Linked DNA regions of Homo sapiens: region 2 is linked to region 1. Evidence: chromatin loops called from intact Hi-C (ENCODE). Cell type or tissue: A673. All regions are shown on one strand.

The links. A loop is a pair of places that touch in the nucleus more often than their neighbours do. Peaks named below come from ENCODE experiments on the same cell type or tissue, not always from the same donor. Only the 100,000 strongest peaks of a DNase experiment are listed, where the experiment ranks them.
Region 2: a loop joins it to region 1, with 6 times the contacts of the local background. A loop is called at or near these places in 42 of 110 quality-filtered maps.

Annotation. Positions count from the first base shown.
Region 1 is chr4:44,758,142-44,763,141 of GRCh38, forward strand. The region is part of intron 1 of LOC105374439 (a long non-coding RNA gene); the gene reads left to right. All of the region lies in intron 1 of LOC112268465 (a long non-coding RNA gene), which reads right to left. Among named protein-coding and RNA genes, the nearest start is that of GNPDA2, 34 kb to the left of the region's middle. In A673, a CTCF peak has its summit at 2,189 (motif pointing right); a DNase peak (open chromatin) is centred at 2,220.
Region 2 is chr4:46,269,134-46,274,133 of GRCh38, forward strand. The region is part of intron 8 of GABRA2 (gamma-aminobutyric acid type A receptor subunit alpha2); the gene reads right to left. Among named protein-coding and RNA genes, the nearest start is that of GABRA2, 120 kb to the right of the region's middle. In A673, CTCF peaks have their summits at 2,078 (motif pointing left) and 2,279; a DNase peak (open chromatin) is centred at 2,048.

The DNA of each region.
Region 1 (5,000 bases):
ATACCTTTGTGACCTTGGACATGTAATTGCTACCACTTGCCATCTGTCTGACCTTGAACACTTAACTTTCACCACTTATTACTTATGTCACCTTGAACACCTACCTTATACCACTTACCACCTATTTTTCTTATCTCTACTTCATAAGGTTGTATTAGTCAACATAATTGATATAAAGACTAGGACAATGATGAACACATCTTTCTCAATAAATGTAAGCTGCTGTTGCTATTACTATTATTACTCCTCATGTTACTGTTACTTTTGCTACCTAGTTAACAGAAAACTACATAAACATTATAATTAATCTTTTATTAATCACATAGAAGAATGTTTTAGGGCCTCCAGGTTACTAATATGAATCTTAGTTATTGCTAAGCTTTTAGACATGCTCTTGAATAAAAGGTTGTAATCAATATAATGTCACCCAAATCAACATTTAATATATACACTTCAATATTATGTAGTAGCTATAGCTTCAGACTAAAAGGAATAGTAACATATTTATGTATTCTGGTGATGTTTGTCAGTTATGTAATCCTGTGACTTGTTTATTGAATGTTGCTCCTGTGGGGGAAATAAAAACATCAAAAGTGGGATAATTTATTGTGAATATATTCTCAGAGTTAAATCAACTGTTAGTGTATTTTATCCACTGTTTTGTTATGTTAACATCCCAGAGAACCTAAATGATCTTAATGATTATTTACTCAATAAATAAACTATTTAGTTGGAAACAGAAGTCTAGAAACTAAAAACTCCAAGTAGTAGATTTCCACAGTTTTCTAAAATGAAATTACATCAATTTGTAAATAGGTCTTTACATGCAAATTTCCTGTCCCTTTCTTCATGCAGCAAAATAACTTGGACAGATGGAGTTCTCATGAACTAAACAGAGTAAACAGCTTACTGTCAAAGTCAGGATTAGTTTTTCTATATCTTACAGACATCACACAAAAAATTTTAAACAGCTTCCATTTATGCTCTAGCTTGCTTTCTGTTTTCTCTAAATCAGTCACAAGTTCACACTTATGTTATTAATATTTTCCTTTAGAAGCATGTTGATACTTGTTACCTTAAATGAGAGCTCATCTTATTGGCTCCATAGACAATATGATTTTCAAATAGAGCATCTAGCTGTAAATGTCCACGTTTTGATGTATATTTTAAATCCTAGCAATAATTCAAAGTAATTTCCACCAGATCCAGAAGATGATTGATATTTGTAAATTATGCACGTACATGCACGCATGCACACACACATGCACAAGGATTTAGTGCTTTTGATTCATCACATATGTGATAAATAACTCTATTTATTCTGTTGAAAGTGGACCTGAAAAGAAGATGAACAGGAAATAATGAGAAAGTAAAGAAGTCTCACAAAATGACTGCTTATGAAATAGAAGCACGGGCTGTGTTGAAACCAAGCAGTTAAATTCCCTATGGCATAACTGTATGTCATATGCAAGATCACTATGTATTTTACCTTAAAATGTGAAAATATAGGTCATGAAATTATTTCAGTGAGTACTCTAGGGAGAATTAATTTTTATAGCTCTATAAGTGCAAAAATTTAGAGCTGTTTTATGAAATCGATAAGGGTGTGAAGAACTTTTTTTTCCATTTAGTTATGGCATTTTATGAAGGAAATTATATGCTATAATAATGTTTAAGAATTTGGAGAATCTTCACAGCTTCAGCATATGCCTCCTGGAATGGCAATATTTATTTAGCAAAGAGATAATCATTGCCTACTGGTCTCTCACTCACTTAATACATATGAGTCAATCTGCAAGCTTGGATATACGGATTGTGTTCTGGATTTTACCGGAGTAGCACCAACATAAAAATGTAGCTTAAGGTCAGTTATTTCTGAATATGTTAGTTTATATTCATGGTTATAGCTTTTTAAATCAATTTCCAAATTAATTTTTGAATATAGTAAAAAAAAATGGCACTACAAGTAAAAGTAAACAATAGTATTCAATTACACAATAAGAAATAACTTGCCATCTCTCTTTTAGAGATATTCCATAGGAATACATGAGAGTCATTTTCTTTTTTTTAATGTTTGTTAGGGTATGTTTACTGGACACTAATATCCTACAATCAGTCAAAACTGTCCTGACCAGCATCTCATTTTATTTCAATTCTTTACAGTGTGCGGATACTAACAAGTTTTGCCACTGGGGGTCACTATTTACCTATTTTTTTTAAAAAAACCAATGACTTAAAAGCGAAGTGATGTAACTGGATAATTTGTGGTTCGTGGTGTACAGTTTAAAGAAATATTGCTGCAGGAAAAGTCTAAATTTAGATAGATGTTCCTAGAGACTAAAATACCATCCTTGGTAAATTAAGTGATTCCGTAGAGCTACTGATTTTTCTCGAGATTTTATTCAGAGATAACTAAATAGTGATTATGTCCAAAATAACCATGTATGTATTTTAGGATGCTTTGCCAATTTGAGGAAGTTTATAGGCTGGATGCTTTCCAGGGCCCCAGGGAATCATGGAGGAGACAGTATGCAGTGAAATAGATGGAACAGGGTCGTTGACTCAGGAAGGAGAGCTAGGTTCCGATCTGACTCTATCATTCACTGTCCGGGGACATGATCTAGTCCCTTACTCTCCAGTTTTCCCCTTTGTAAAATGAAGGTGGCAGGTTTCATGATTTCAGTAGTCCCTTGTCATCCTATCTTTCTAAGAGTACCTTTCATTAACTGTTAGATTGTAAAGTTTTTGGATGAAAGGGAATGAAAATGTTTTTACTCTTTTATAGCCATAATAGACAAATAGTAAGACAGCAACAACGGAAGTATTTTTTTGGTTACGTAAAATATTTTATGACAGCATAATCAAATGACTATTACTACAAGGTGTTCTTTTGTAGTGAGTGACGTAAGACACAAGGGGGAATCAATACCCTGGAAAGTTCTTACAACATTTTAGAACAAGTTAATGTGTTTTTGATCACTTCTGCTTAATAAGTTATTATTGGACTGGTGCCTTTCCCTGACTTATCTGGTTCTGATTGATCCGTAGGAATAATGATTCCAGGCCTAGGAGCTGCTGGATTCTCTTCCTTTAACTTTTGGCCACGAAAGATTCACTCCCAGATGAATGCTTACCCTCCATTTTCTAGCCTGGTGCTATTTCATTCTCTAGCACTAGTTCTAAGCCAGGTGTCCCTGATCTTGTGCCTCAGATCTGCCAGTGATAAACAATATTTGTCTGTGGTGCCAGGGAGTAAAACTCAAGCAAAAAGCCACAGTTTTCATAGCTTAAGTGGTTAGAGTTAGAGTTCAGGACTGCCAGCCAGCTGGAAATTGAATAGGAAAATACTTGAAAAAGAGGAACGACCCAAAATCTGCATATAAACTTCTCTCACATCGTTGGATAAACCAGAACTGTGCATGCACAGTGGAGATTCCAAGGAATATAGAAAGAAAACCTGCCTGTAGGCTGAAAATGCTAAGCAAAGATTTGAATTTCTGCCCAGCACAAGGATCATGGGAATTGACACTTAAATATTTCCAAATGAGATTTGCTTTTAATTGAAACCCCAGAAGGGCTATGACTTAGGAATAATGATTATTTCCTCAGGACTAGGCTAAACTGAAACAAATCCTCCCCAAGAAATTATAAAATCAAGCCCACACAAGTTGAAGATACATAGTAATTTAGTTATTTACTAACCACAAATCAGCACTCTTTAGAGGAAGATTCTAGAATCCGGAGTCTAGTTTTTACAATCCATAATGCATAGCATAAAACTAAAAGTTACTACACATGGGGGAAAAAAAAAACAGGAAAATGTGGCTGATTTTTAAAAGTAAAAGTACATAATTGAAACATTCTTGGAGATGATAGAATTGGAAGACAAAGATTTAAAATTCAGCTACTATAGGCATGTTCAAGGATGTAAAGGAAATGATGCTGAAGAGATGAAGAATCTGAGCAGAGAAATGGATGTTATAAGAAAGAAAAAAATAAGAATTCTATTTAAAAGTATATTACTTGAAATGTAATATTACTTGAAAATTTACTGGTGAGGTTTAATAGCAGAGAGAAGATGGCAGAAGAAAAGATTGGTCAGTGAATTTGAGGACAAATTAATAGAAATCATATAATCTGAAGAATAGAGAGAAAAATAATTTAAAAAATGAATGGAACCTCAGTGCATTGTAGGATAATATCATACTAATGTGTGTGTAACTGGAATATACAAAGAATAAGCACAAGATATGAATAAGAACATTATTCAAAGAAATGATATCTAGACTGGGCATGGTGGCTCATGCCTGTAATCCCAAAGCTTTGGGAGGCCAAGGTGGTAGGACTGCTTGAGACCAGGAGTTCTAGACTGGCCCAGGCAACATAATGATACCTAATCTCTTAAAGAAAAAAAAAAAAGAAAGAAAGAAAATTAGCCAAGTGTCGTGGCATGAACCTGTAGTTCTAGCTACCCAGGAGTCTGAGGTGGGAGAATCCCTTGTGCCTGGCAAGAAGTTTGAAGCTGCAATGATCACACCATTGCTCTCCAGCCTGGGCAACAGAGTGAGACCCTGTCTTGAAAAAAGGTTAAAAGAAATTTTTTAAAAACAGAAATGATGGCTAAATTTCTCCAGATTTGGTGAATAAACACCAACCTAGAGAAACATATACCTTAAGCATCAAAAAAATAATATATACACATAACACTAGGAACATCATAGTCAAATGACTGAAAACCAAAAGTAAAGAAAGAAACCTTGGAAGCAGTTGGGAGTAGGGGTTAGATAAAGTTTGTAAGTGTGAAAAATAATACAAAATGCACCATCTTCTCATGAGAAACAAAGGTGGGTAGACAATGACATTATAACTTTGGTACTCAGAGGGAAAAAAAGGGTCAATCTAATATTTTATATGTAGCATTCTATATAAAAAATAAAAGCCAGATAGACATTCACAGATATGTAACAGCTGAAATAATTCAAGATGATCTGGAGTACAAG
Region 2 (5,000 bases), 1.5 Mb after region 1:
ATGGTAAATATAGCTAATAATTAAGTTCTGTAACTTCTATTTCACTAAGAGAGTATTTCTAATATTCTCATTACAAAATGTTAAATATTAGAGGTGACAGATATATTAATTAGCTGACTTTAATCTTCCCACATGTATTAAAAATCATAACATCATTTTGTAATCTATATGTATATATACAGTTATGTGTCAATAGAGAATAAAAAAGAAAGTATAGAGATAAGTGATATACAAGACTCCTCTTTGAACACTGCTTTTAAAAGCCAGAGTGGCAAATTGGCCTATTAACTGATATAGAAATAGTTTGAAAAGTTGTTGAATACCTACATGATAAATACCATGACAATATCACAAAGGATAAAGTAGTGCTATATATTCACTACAAATATTCTGCATTAAAAGTTTCATAATTCAATTTGAATGAAAATACACCCAGCTGGATTTATATATCAATATAAATGTAACTGTATAAACGTAGTAAAAAAAATCAGAAAAGAAACACCTACAGTTATCATTTTGGGGAAGAATGTGGTATTTGGATTGAATGGAGAAAATTAAAACGGACTTGTGGCTGACTTTTTTTTGTTTCACATTTTTTTACTATTGTAAAATGAAATACCAGAAATAAAATTAAAAGATAAAATCTCTAATGATACAATTTAATATGGTAATATTAGTTATTTATGAAAATTAATACTGAGGAGATTGTATTATATTCTTTTTCTGCAGTGAAACTGCTTTGCTTTTGTGATAAAAATAATACAACAATTTTAATTTAAAGCAGGGATACTTGATGGCATCTATCAATTGTAATGCAAATGTGAATTCTTGGAATATCTGATGGTTGCACTAATACTGATTAATTTTCTAAAAAACTAAAAACATTTACAATAAAATGTAAGCCCAAATTATGGCAAACCGTAAGTTGAAATTTGTTTGTAAGTGTAAACTGATAGTTTAAAATTAGATTTTGGTCTATTCATTCTAGGCAATGAAACATTACAGCAATTTTAATATAAATCTACTATGAGGCAGTCTTCCCCATATCTAAATTATATTTTCTTTCATCTGATTTTGGAAATTTGACAATAACATTATTAACTTTCTGTCTAGATCCGCTCCTCCTTCCTTCCTGTCTTCCCTTTCTTTTTGTCTTTTTACTGGAAAGATATGATTCTCAAATGTCACCTTTTCTGTTTACTGCTTTGGCGTAGCCTGGTCTCATGACACTATAAACAGAGAGTACTGGACATTAAACAAAGAGATAGTGCACTTACCTGGAAAGCTCACAAACCTTCCATGTACCTCTCTACCAACAATGTGCATTTTTCTACACTAGTTGGGTACTCTCTAAATGTTTCCTTAGCATTTCTTTAACAGACTGTTTCTTTTTTTTATCACCTCTGTGAGATCTCTACAATTCACTTCTTTTCTGGGAGGCTCTTTTGTCAATTAAAAATAAAAAAGGTAAGTACTTTAAAGTGTTTTTAGCACTAAAATTCTCTATAACATGTGAAATATATGTGATTATTCCCCATGCACAGACAATACCTAACTTACAGCACTTTTATATTTTGGTTTATTTTACATAATATTTTTATATCAAGGTATAGGCCAAAAACATTAGATAATTGATGTTTTAACTCATAATAGCTGAGCAAATGATGTCCAAGCAAAGAGTGTTGGGTAAAAATACACGCTGAGAAGAAAGTCAAACTAAGGTAGGTAGTTTAACATAGAGACTGACACTGCTGTAGCAGCTTCCCCATTTCTAAAGTAAGGATCACCAGTAGTGCTTTCCAATACTGTTGTTACTAAGATCAAATGAGTTTCTTCATGTAAAGCTGTGCCCCTACTATATAAAAAAAAAAAAATACTTCAATGCATTTATGCCAAAAATATCACTCTGAAAGCAAAGGTAGATTTAAATCAGAAAGACAAAATAAAATAAAACCTTCCTATGTATTTGTGGTTGGGGTGCAGGGTGGAAGTTAAGAAGGAGAAGTCTCAGAAACCAAACAGGCACGAAAGACTGCAATAGAACACATGTAAAATTGTTTGATACCACCTGCTGGTTATTGCTTGGAATGACAGAAACAAAAGATACTCTGATAACATGTGTTGGGTTTCCCCCGCTTCAGGCCAATGGATAAAAATTGAAAGGACAGAATATAACAAAGGTATGCACAAGACCAGGTTGTATATGCCTCTAGAAGGAAGTTCTACAGACTGCAAAACCTGAGCTATGCATACTGCAGCATTAGTAGAATGTGCACTCTCAGGTGCAAGAACCTTTGACATTTTGTTAAATACCCTATCCCCCAAATAAAGTAAAATAAACATTTACAAATACAACCTCAGCATACTGTAAAAGGTTATAATTTTTAACACAGAGCTGTACTGCATCTGAATGATAAAATCACTGGAATTTCTCTGTGTTAGAGAGAGAAATTAGAATTTGGATGACATATTTTCTCAAAAACCTTAACTCAAACTCACATCTTTAATATTGGTGAGAATAAAGAAACAATTATGATCTAGAAGAAAATGTTTCAAAGGCTAATAATAATGTGGACAACACTGTTGAAGGAATCAAAATTGTTCTATTTACCTAAATATATCACGGATTTAATTTATCCAAAACTCGTATCCCTCTCCTCACTTTTCTTCCTGAAGTCTTTCTCTCAGAGAAAGACTTCACAATTTAAATGATGCCATTTTCATATTGGCATCAATGTGAAGCTGCAGAGATATAAAAATTTTGTCAGTCTAGGGAATTGTACATGCTGTTTACTCTACCTGGAGTCTTTTCACTGTCCCTTGTTTACCTGTTTTTTATTTAGCTACCTTCTATGTCTTTACTTAATAAATTATTATTAAGTGCCTACTAAATGTCAGGTACTTTTGTAATAACTGAGAATACACCAATTAACAAAATTGCAAAGATTCCTGCACCCTAGGGTGCCAATTCTCCTAATGCTGCAGTATATATAGCTCAAGTTTTGCAATCTGTAGAATTTATTTCCTAAAGGCACACACAACCTGGTCTGATGCACATCTTTGATATATTGTCTTTTTCAATTTTTTGTTATTTGGCACAACTGTAAACCCCAATAAATTATATGGATTAGAGCCAGTGTGTCTTCTCCCCACAATGTAAGAATGTGCTTAGTTGAGGGTAGTGCTTCATTTGTTTTTTAATAAATTAATAAATATTTATTGAAACCACCCCACCAGTAATCTGTAATCAATAAATATTTATTTTTTAGGATAATTGCAAGAAACCTATACTTTCTTTTATGAAGCAAGCATAAATTTAGTCCCCACTTTGTGCTGAGCACTGTGGAGTTGTGAATGGAGTGTTAGCAAAGCCAGATAAGCTCTCTAAGAGATATTAAAAAATAAAAGTACAAAACAACCCAACCTCACAACTGGACAAGGTTTAAGATGACTTATAATAGAGCAGCCCACCTTGAAATGGGGGTTGGGTAGGGCTTCCCTTAAGAAGTAGGGGCAAAGTTAACGGGGTTCCCCAGAAAAGGAAAAATAATCCTAAACTAGAAAACAGCATGTACAGAAAATCCCAGGAACATGGTGAAGCCCAGGGCATTTAGGAGGAACAGACAGAAGGCTACAAGGCAGGAAGGCAAGAAATAAGGGTTTCATGAAAGAAGATGAGGCCAGAAAAGGAAGCAGGAGCCAGACTAATCAAAGCCTGTTTGATTATGCTAAGGTAATATCACTTACTTTCAAGAGCAATGGGAAACTATTTTTTATTATAATGTAAGTTCTGGGGTACGTGTGCAGAATGTGCAGGTTTGTTACACAGTTGTACACATGCCATGGTGGTTTGCTGCACCCATCAACCCATCATCTACATTAGGTATTTCTCCTAATGCTATTCCTCCCCTAGCCCCCCACCCCTGACAGAAATTTAAACAGTGTAGTGGCATGATCAGTATTTCTTATTTAAAATATTACTTTGGCTATTATTTATTTTTAGTTAAGGTAGTATTGTTTTTCCTTCCCTAGTTGTTTTTAAGATTGTCTCTGTCTTTGGTTTACAGCACTTTGAATGTGATATGACTAGGCGTGATTCTTGTTGTTGTTTTTCATTTTTTAAATTTATCCTTCTTAGTGTTCTCTGAGATTTCTGGATATGTGGTTTTATTTGGAAAGTTCTTGGCCATTATTACCTCAAATATTTCTTCTCTGTCCTCACTTTCTTCTTTCTCTCTCTCTCCCTCTGTGTGTGTGTGTGTGTGTGTGTATGTGTATACACACTGTTCACACTGCAGATATATTTAGACAGTCTCTCTATAGACCATTCATTGCATATATATATATATGCATATATATATATATATGCATATATATATATATATATATATATATATATATATGAGAGAGAGAGGGATACGTTTTGGAAAATGTATTAAGTTTTAGGAAATGTATTAAGCCAAGCACCAACTAAACACCATTCTCCGGAGTGAGAAGGTAAGAAAACAAACAAGATAAGATGGAAATAAATTTTCTCCTTCTCTATCTGTCACTTAACGACTGTGGCACAAGACATCCAAGCACAGGATAGTCTTGGTATCAGAGACCTAGGTTTTCTGTTTCTTGTATCTCTGCCATATTTAAGGTGTTGGCCATGATCCTGAGGTTCAGGAAGGCTTGCCAACACTAGACTGCCTTCCAGCAAACGGAAAGTGGAAGAGGGAAGGAGAAGCATATCTATTCATTTTAAGGGCATGTTCCCGAGTTTAAGGGCATCTCCCTAAGATTTAGGTAACAAACTGAAAATTATACAACTAAGATTTATTCATATTTCTTTGAGAGCTTTACTCATATATCTTAGCTCCTATAGCTATAAGCGGGGGGGCAGAAGAATGTAGTCTTGATTTGACACACCCAGCTTGAATCTGGAATTCTATTATTCTGTAAGTTACTGGGAGACAGTAGTCATCTCTGACAGAAGGATTGCTGATGAACATTTC